Linked DNA regions of Mus musculus: all the other regions are linked to region 1. Evidence: chromatin loops called from intact Hi-C (ENCODE). Cell type or tissue: gastrocnemius. All regions are shown on one strand.

The links. Hi-C counts contacts between places; a loop is a spot of excess contacts. Peaks named below come from ENCODE experiments on the same cell type or tissue, not always from the same donor. Only the 100,000 strongest peaks of a DNase experiment are listed, where the experiment ranks them.
Region 2: a loop joins it to region 1, with 6 times the contacts of the local background. A loop is called at or near these places in 35 of 42 quality-filtered maps.
Region 3: it touches region 1 in a loop (11-fold over the local background); 35 of 42 quality-filtered maps call a loop at or near these places.

The regions. Positions count from the first base shown.
Region 1 is chr15:11,037,335-11,039,834 of GRCm38, forward strand. It overlaps Rxfp3 (relaxin family peptide receptor 3), which reads right to left and starts at 634. Exons shown (of 1, transcript NM_178717.3): 1 at 1-634. In gastrocnemius, a CTCF peak has its summit at 1,317; DNase peaks (open chromatin) are centred at 490 and 1,356; H3K4me3 peaks cover 689 bases; H3K27ac peaks cover 234 bases.
Region 2 is chr15:11,315,454-11,317,953 of GRCm38, forward strand. Adamts12 (a disintegrin-like and metallopeptidase (reprolysin type) with thrombospondin type 1 motif, 12) reads left to right here. Exons shown (of 24, transcript NM_175501.3): 20 at 1,750-1,902. Among named protein-coding and RNA genes, the nearest start is that of Gm24844, 45 kb to the right of the region's middle. In gastrocnemius, no CTCF peak of the experiment used is centred here; no DNase peak of the experiment used is centred here.
Region 3 is chr15:11,319,129-11,321,628 of GRCm38, forward strand. All of the region lies in intron 20 of Adamts12 (a disintegrin-like and metallopeptidase (reprolysin type) with thrombospondin type 1 motif, 12), which reads left to right. Among named protein-coding and RNA genes, the nearest start is that of Gm24844, 41 kb to the right of the region's middle. In gastrocnemius, a CTCF peak has its summit at 1,525 (motif pointing left); a DNase peak (open chromatin) is centred at 1,525.

The sequences.
Region 1 (2,500 bases):
GCTTGCTCCGGGTGTGGTACCCAGGCGGGCGCGCAAAGCAGGTGCCTGAGCTTTCTATGTAGACGCTCAAAAGGGCTCCTGGAAACTGGATGCTGAGCCGCGTTGGCGCCCAGAACCGCCTTGGGCGCAGGGGTTGGCTGCACTCAGCATCAGTTCTTGGTGGGTTTAGAAGAGAGGATAGTTCTAGGCAAGTGGCTGGGGATCAAGGTTCCTCCTGGTGAGAACTGAGTCTCCAGCTACCTACTCTAAGACTGAGTCATACCCCTCTGCTTTCCTGCTGTCACTTAGATGCAGTCCCCTACTCAGGAGCACGGCTCTCCCAGTACCTTTGTTGGCTTCTGAGGTTGCCCGGAGGAGTTTCTCTCCTTCTAGAGGAAAACAGATCGTGGACATCTGTGTCTCGCTCTGACTGCCTGAAGGCTGATTCACGCCATCACTTCCTGGAGCTCCGTTGGTGTTTTCTGTGTGTCCGATATTGTCAACCCCCAGTGAGTTGCCAGCGTTTGATGAGTTACATTGGCACCCACCTCTGCTGAGAGCCCCGAAGAGCTTGCATAATCTCCGTGCGAGAAGATGGGGGTGCTTTCCGAAGTGCTGAACCCCGCGCGCCACGCAGGGAGAGGCAGAGTCTACTGGCAACTAACTCCCCTTTGTTCCAAGTTGCAGAAGGAGTGGTCTTAGTCTTTTATTTTCTCGGTGTCTGGAGTGAGTCTGAGTCTGCTTTCTTCCTTTCTTATTTTTATTAGGACGAGGTTTTTTTTTCTCCTTTCTCCCCACCTTAACACAATAGTTTGTTTCTCCCACTTACACAATAGTAACACCCTTTGTTCTTTAAATCAAATAACCAATCTTTTCCTAGTACTCAAACTGAAGCCCCATCTCCCCTCTAATTAGCTGAACACTTACCTGGTGTCAGATTGGCAGAATTCTAAGGGTTGATGTTTGCCTGGAATTGAGTATATTTTAAGAACTGAAGCTACAGGGGGCCGTGGGGAGGGGGAGACGTGTTACGTCTCAACTTTGCAGTTTATTTAGATGCCAGGTTAGTTGCTCTTAGAAGGACTTAAGGAAGCTGAAGTGTTTTCTTGACAGAAGAACTAACCTGAAAAACAAGTATGCTAAGCATGCAGTAATTGCCCTCACTTCTGGGATAATACTTGACTTTACTAACAGTAATTGGGGATATACGGACAGATGGAGCGAAAGAGATAAAGACTTGTAATCAGTCAAAGGAACAATAAAAGAGAAAAGAGGTCCTCGGCAACCTTAAACAGTCTTAATTCCAAAGTGGACTTTAAAAGGGCACTTCGCTGCAGACGCTGCATTTCTCGATTTTACCAATAGAGGTCGCAAGAGCTTCAGTAAAAAAAAAAATCAACTGGCCTTCGATCAGTTTTAATATGTTGAAGTTCTCTGCCCTGGTAATTCTGTGCTTCTGTGGACCCCTCCTTGCATCCTGGCTTTATAGCCTCGCCTTCAAGCGCACGTTCTCACTTTAAAAAAGCGTTTTCTTCCTCTGCCAATTTCTTTCTTTTTTATTGTATTTCAAGGGCTACTGAAAACCAAGGAAACCTGTGGTGATACGGAAAGTCCTATGCAGTAAAGGTCTTAGTCTGCTCACTCATCTAACAAATACTTACTTAGCCTCGCTTTGTTAGGTGTTATTCCATGACTAGAAGACTTTATGGTAAGTACAATCTGTAGAGTTCACACTCAGATGGGTGATACAAATAGTTAAGAGTTGTGTGATTGTAATATAAGTAGAAAAACAAAGCAAAATGAATCATAAACCATGTCTAATGAAGTTTGAACTTCCTGAGACTGTCAGGAGGCAGACACTGAGACAGACACTGAGCATAGGGGCTGCTGATATTATTAAGAAGAGAGTCCTATTGACTTCTGGCCACTAAAGAAATGAAGCCAAGGGGATTAGATAGAGCTCAGAAATACTGACGAGTGCTCTGCTCTTTGGAGGTCTGTGGTATAGGCTGAGAGATTCACTTAGCTAACTGCCAAAGCAAAAGAATGAAGTCATGAGTTTGGCCCTCTGGGGTCTTTGGTGTGTGTCTCTCATCTGAGAAGTCATTTTAGTCTAAAGTATAATTTCCAGGTTTTGGAAACATTGACATTCTGACTCAGGTGACCATCACTCTTGACCTGTCTCCACTAGATATTAGTAACGGTTTTCTCTCCTGCCGTGTATTCCAAAATGTCTCTGTAAATGGCAAGGTGTTGCCTGTAGCAAACACTCCCCTTTCTTGTATTTTTAAGAATCTATGATCTAAAGGCAGTGTCAGGGGAGCGGTGCACTGGAGGATGTGGGAAATCCTTTGTGGTCTCATTCCCATTTCTAGGAAAATAATCCAAAAGGCATTGCCTTTAGGCAGGAGTTAAAAGTATGTGTACAGAAGTGGCATAGTATACTGTCTTAGGCTAGGTGCACGCCCCTCTCATCATTGATGCAGTGCATCTTCCCAACTACAGAGCCTTGACCCTCCTC
Region 2 (2,500 bases), 280 kb after region 1:
GAGCTTCCTTCCTCACAGCAACTCAACATAAGGGATCCTACACTTGTCACCAGTTTTGCCAGCTTGGGGGGGGGGGATCCATAATTTGCAAAAGCTCACACCATTAGCAAATAGCAGAACTGTGACTATTCACTGCATAATTGTACCCTCAACCAGGAGGTTCTATCAACCTCAGCCTCTTCTATCAGATGCCTGCTGGGGTCTGCTGAAAGCTGGCATGGGGTGGCTTCAGCTGAGTTACCTGATTCTGTTTCATGTTGGCTCTTGTCCTTTACTGTGTGGCCCAGCTCATGGTGAAAGCAGAGTCCTGAGCAAAAGCAGAAAGCAAAACCTGGTAACTAGCATAGTTTTTGCTGCCGTGTCCTATTAGACAAAAGACAACACAAGAATGGCCTTAATTTGATTCTGTCTCTGATGAGAGCATGAGGGTGAATGAAGGAGAACACTAGTGGGCTTAGTCCATAATGTGGTCAGTACATGTTAGCTGCCGTGGTCTCTACTAAATAGATGCATAATTATGTTCAAAGAGAAACCAGAAAGACTCCGATCAAGTCCTAAATGATTGTAAGGATGAGAAGAAATTGCTTCTATAAATGAAAATTGAAATAAGGTTATGAAAACATATGGGTGTTTTCTACTTTTCCCATTCTGGGTTTCTACAATTCACTTAAGAAATAAATGTGATTATACATATATGTATATTTATACACATGTATATAAACACACACATATACATACACAGGCATACACCCACATAATTACAGATAGATAGATAGATAGATAGATAGATACTTAATAATGCCAAATAATGCCAAAATTTGCACCAGAGGGTAAATGTATAGCCAAGGACACATAAGGCAGATATTGGTTTATATAAGTTATCAAAAGAAACTTTCTTTTAAATATGCTCAGATCTGTCTTTTATGTATTCAGAAATGACCCTTTCCAAAGGGTGAGCAGGAAAAGAGGATACAAGGGGAGGAAAAGATAAAATGGGACAAACTGTGTACTCTTCAAGGTGAATGCAAGCTAAACTTGTGATAATAAAGGAAACACCCTGAGAAAAATGAACTGTACCCATGGAAAAGGTCACTACCTCGTTCCCTGCCACTGGATCAAGGAGTGAAGGGCAGCCTTTTGTAAGTTTTTCCCTACTACAGCTCTGTGGTCTGAGAGCCAACAGTGGAAGCACCTGCTGCACTTTGTGAAAATGTAGGATCTCGAATCTGCATTTGGCAGGGTTTCTAGGTGTTACCTAGCATGGACTCTGGAGAAAGAAGAACAGCCTCTTTCTCCATGGGCAAGGCAGCACTAAGCTTCCGGGTCTTTGTCCAGCCTATAATACTACTAACCAGTACCCCGAGGTTGCCAGTGAGAGAAAGTAGTAGAAGTCATGCCACATTGGACATGAGCTGTGAGGCAGATGCTCACACCTGACATCCTTTCTGAGCTGAAGTGGTATGGCCATGTGTCTGTGGCCCAGGCGTTTGGGTCAGTATATGTATCAAGGAAAAGTGTATTTTCATTTCTCTTTGTATACAGGTGGGTGATCCTTGACTGCAGTTATTAAAACCATTCATTTTAAACTATTCATCCAGACATTGAAATTTTGAGTTTATTTATATCTGGGACAATCTTAGCTTTGGGGACAGGAAACCTTTGTCTGTGTGTGCCCAGTGATGGGTGGTCCTGAGAAAAGTTCTCAGTCTGTCTTCTCTCCCTCCCTCCCTCCCTCCCTCCCTGCTGCAGTGCTCCACTACCTGTGGGCTGGGGGCCTACTGGAGGAGTGTGGAGTGCAGCTCTGGGGTGGACGCTGACTGCACAACCATTCAGAGGCCAGACCCTGCTAAGAAGTGCCACCTCCGCCCCTGTGCTGGCTGGCGAGTGGGAAACTGGAGCAAGGTAATCTTTGACACTGTGTTTTCAGGGAAAGGGGAGGGCCCTATATAAACACTTGCCAAAAACATCTACTCCCCTCCCCCTCTCTCTCCATGCCTCCCTTCTGTATGTCTCCTTAAAAAAACAAGGCTTACTCTAAGTTATAGAAGAAGTCAGACTTGTTATTAATATGTAAAACTTTACCTGTGTGTCATCACTGTCTTGAACGTTTTCAAAATGAGTTGCTTTGTCTAGCATGCAGTTCAATATTTCTCAATTATTTCAATTTTTCATTGCATGAAAATTATAGTTGTATGACGATAATTATACATTGTCACATATGTAATTAAGTCATGGCTCAATGACTCTTCACAAAAAAAAAAAAAGTTTTATTTGTCTAAAATGAATAGAAAGCAGGAGTATTAAGAATAACCTGGGTCTACAGGAGTGGCCCAGCAGTTAAGGCTGCTTTCTGTTCTTACAGAGGAACTGAGTCTAGCTCCCAGCATCCACACAGGGTGGTTCACAAACACCTGAAGCTGCAACTCCGGGGGACCCGGTCCCAACTTCTAACCTTTACACATGAGCGTACACACATAGTAAATAACAATAACAACAACAA
Region 3 (2,500 bases), 280 kb after region 1:
CCTCCAGGGATTTTTTTTTTCCAAGCTAACAGTTTGCTTTTTCAGAGTTTCTCTAAACGAAAATTTCCACTTTACCTCTGATTAGTCTACAAATCTCTATCCAAATTCAAAGACTTCAATTCCTTACAGTCCAGGCTGAATCACAGACTTCTCTGAGCCCACCGGCATCAGACCTGAGGCATCCAGTTACTCTCCAGGGATTTCCCCACCACCACGATCAATAACTGGCTGGGTTGACGTGTCTTGGCTGACTTCTGGCTCTAAGTGTGCCCTTAGATTAAGGGTTAAGCCTGAGTTAAGCAGCTCTTATGTGCAGTTTTCATGTTTGACAGGAAATGAGGTTGCCCATTTAGATTTCAGCCTTCCTGGTTCCAAGAGACAGAAAAAAAATCGCTCTTCCTCTCTGCATTCATCTGGCCAAAATAAAGCAAAGGTTCTCATCTTAACTTTGCCCCAGCACATTTCTTTTTCTTTATTTTTTTCTTCAATTTTTATTAGATATTTTCTTTATTTACATATATATTTCAAATGCTATCCCAAAAGTTACCTATATCCTCCCCCCACCCTACTCCCCTACCCACTCACTCCCACTTCTTGGCCCTGGCATTTCCCGTACTGGGGCATATAAAGTTTGCAAGACCAAGGAGCCTCTCTTCCCATCTTTGCTACATATGCAGCTGGAGATATGAGCTCTGGGGGTACTGGTTAGTTCATATTGTTGTTCCAGACCATATTGTTGTTGCAGACCCCTTCAGCTCCTTGGGTACTTTCTCTAGCTCCTCCATTGGGGGCCCTGTGTTCCATCTAATAGATGACTGTGAGCATCCACTTCTGTATTTTCCAGGCACAGGCTTAGCCTCATACGAGACAGCTATATTAGGGTCCTTTCAGCAAAATCTTGCTGGCATATGCAATAGTGTCTGGGTTTGGTGGCTGATTATGGGATGGATCCCCAGGTTGGGGTAGTCTCTGGATGGTCCATCCTTTTGTCTTAGGAGGATTGAGTCCTAGAGGCAAGCTGGTAGGGCGGTGCATAGCTGTACCCCTCAGGCTGCACCAGGACGATTCAAGTCCAGCCTGAACCTCACAGTGAATTCAAAGATGGCCAGGATTGTATGGCAAGACTCTGTCTCAGAAAACAAACAAAACCATCTTAGAGGCAGTAGTGTGCTGAGAATCAGGCACATCTGAATTGGTAGTCCTGCCCTGTCTCTAATTAGTGTGATTAGGAGGACTAATGTACTCATGTCAGAAATAAACTAGTAATTCTGCTTCTACCTAACCTATGAGGTTGTGTAAGGATCAATATATATATATATATATTGATATACATATATAATATATATATATATATATATATATATTTATATATATATATATTAGCCTTTTTTTCTACAACAAACACCTGAGATAATCAACTTATAAAAAGAAAAGACATATTTAGAGGATTCGATCTATGATCTCTTTGCTGTGGCACCTATGGTAGGAGGTACCTGGTGAAGCAATGCTGCCACCTCCTGGTGGGGAGGCGCAATACAGAAACGACAAGGGAGAATCCCTTTCAAGGGCCTGTGCCCAACACCCATTCCACCCCACTCCTTAAAAGTTCTACCACCTCCGATCAGCATCATGCTGGAGAACAAGACGTTCACACGTGGGCCTTTTGAAAACATTCTAGATTTAAAATATAGCAGCATGCAAAACATCCGTAAATGGCCTGGGTGGGGGTCGGTGGGGGTGGGGTCTGGCCAAGTTTAATGCTGAACAGTGAAGGTCAGAGTGGCTGGTGGGTATTTGCTAAACTTCGGATCTCCTAGACTTGGAACGAGAGGTTGATGGACAGGTGAGCCCTGTCAGAGGAGTACTGACTAAAGAAGTTCCTTGTTCCTAGTGTTAACCAAAGTGCCCAGCTGTTCATGAATAGTAGGTGACTTAAACTACCTGCAGAAGCCAGGAGTCACCAATACTATCAGGTGCCTGGTGCCGAAGCTTTCAAAAACACCAACATCATTGTTAACATAGTAAAGGAATGTACAATCTCTGTTGAGGAAAATGCCATTTAAAGTGGTTGCTTATGATGTATATTCTACACAGTGTCAGTTACAAAACATTATCAACTGATGGACAACAGCTCATGGGACAGGTCATCGCTTCAACTATAGCATTTTAGGAGGAAGGAAACAGTGCATAATAAATATGTAAATCAGTGGGGGTGACACACACCAATTTTAGAATGAATTCCTAGGGGAGGGAAAGCGATTTTTATGGTGGGAGAAATGCAAGAAACGACAACAATGCTCTTGAAAATCCCTCCAGTAGGTCTGACACCCAAACTACTCACGATTTTCAGCTCCACACACTTCCTGAAAGAATGATCTATGTGTCACCTCAATTCTGCAAACTCCTGACTTGACAGTCTCCCTGCTATGTTTCTTGGATTGAACCCTGTCCTTTTTAGAATTAAGTCAAACAAAGTGTATTTCTTCCTGAAATGAGTCAG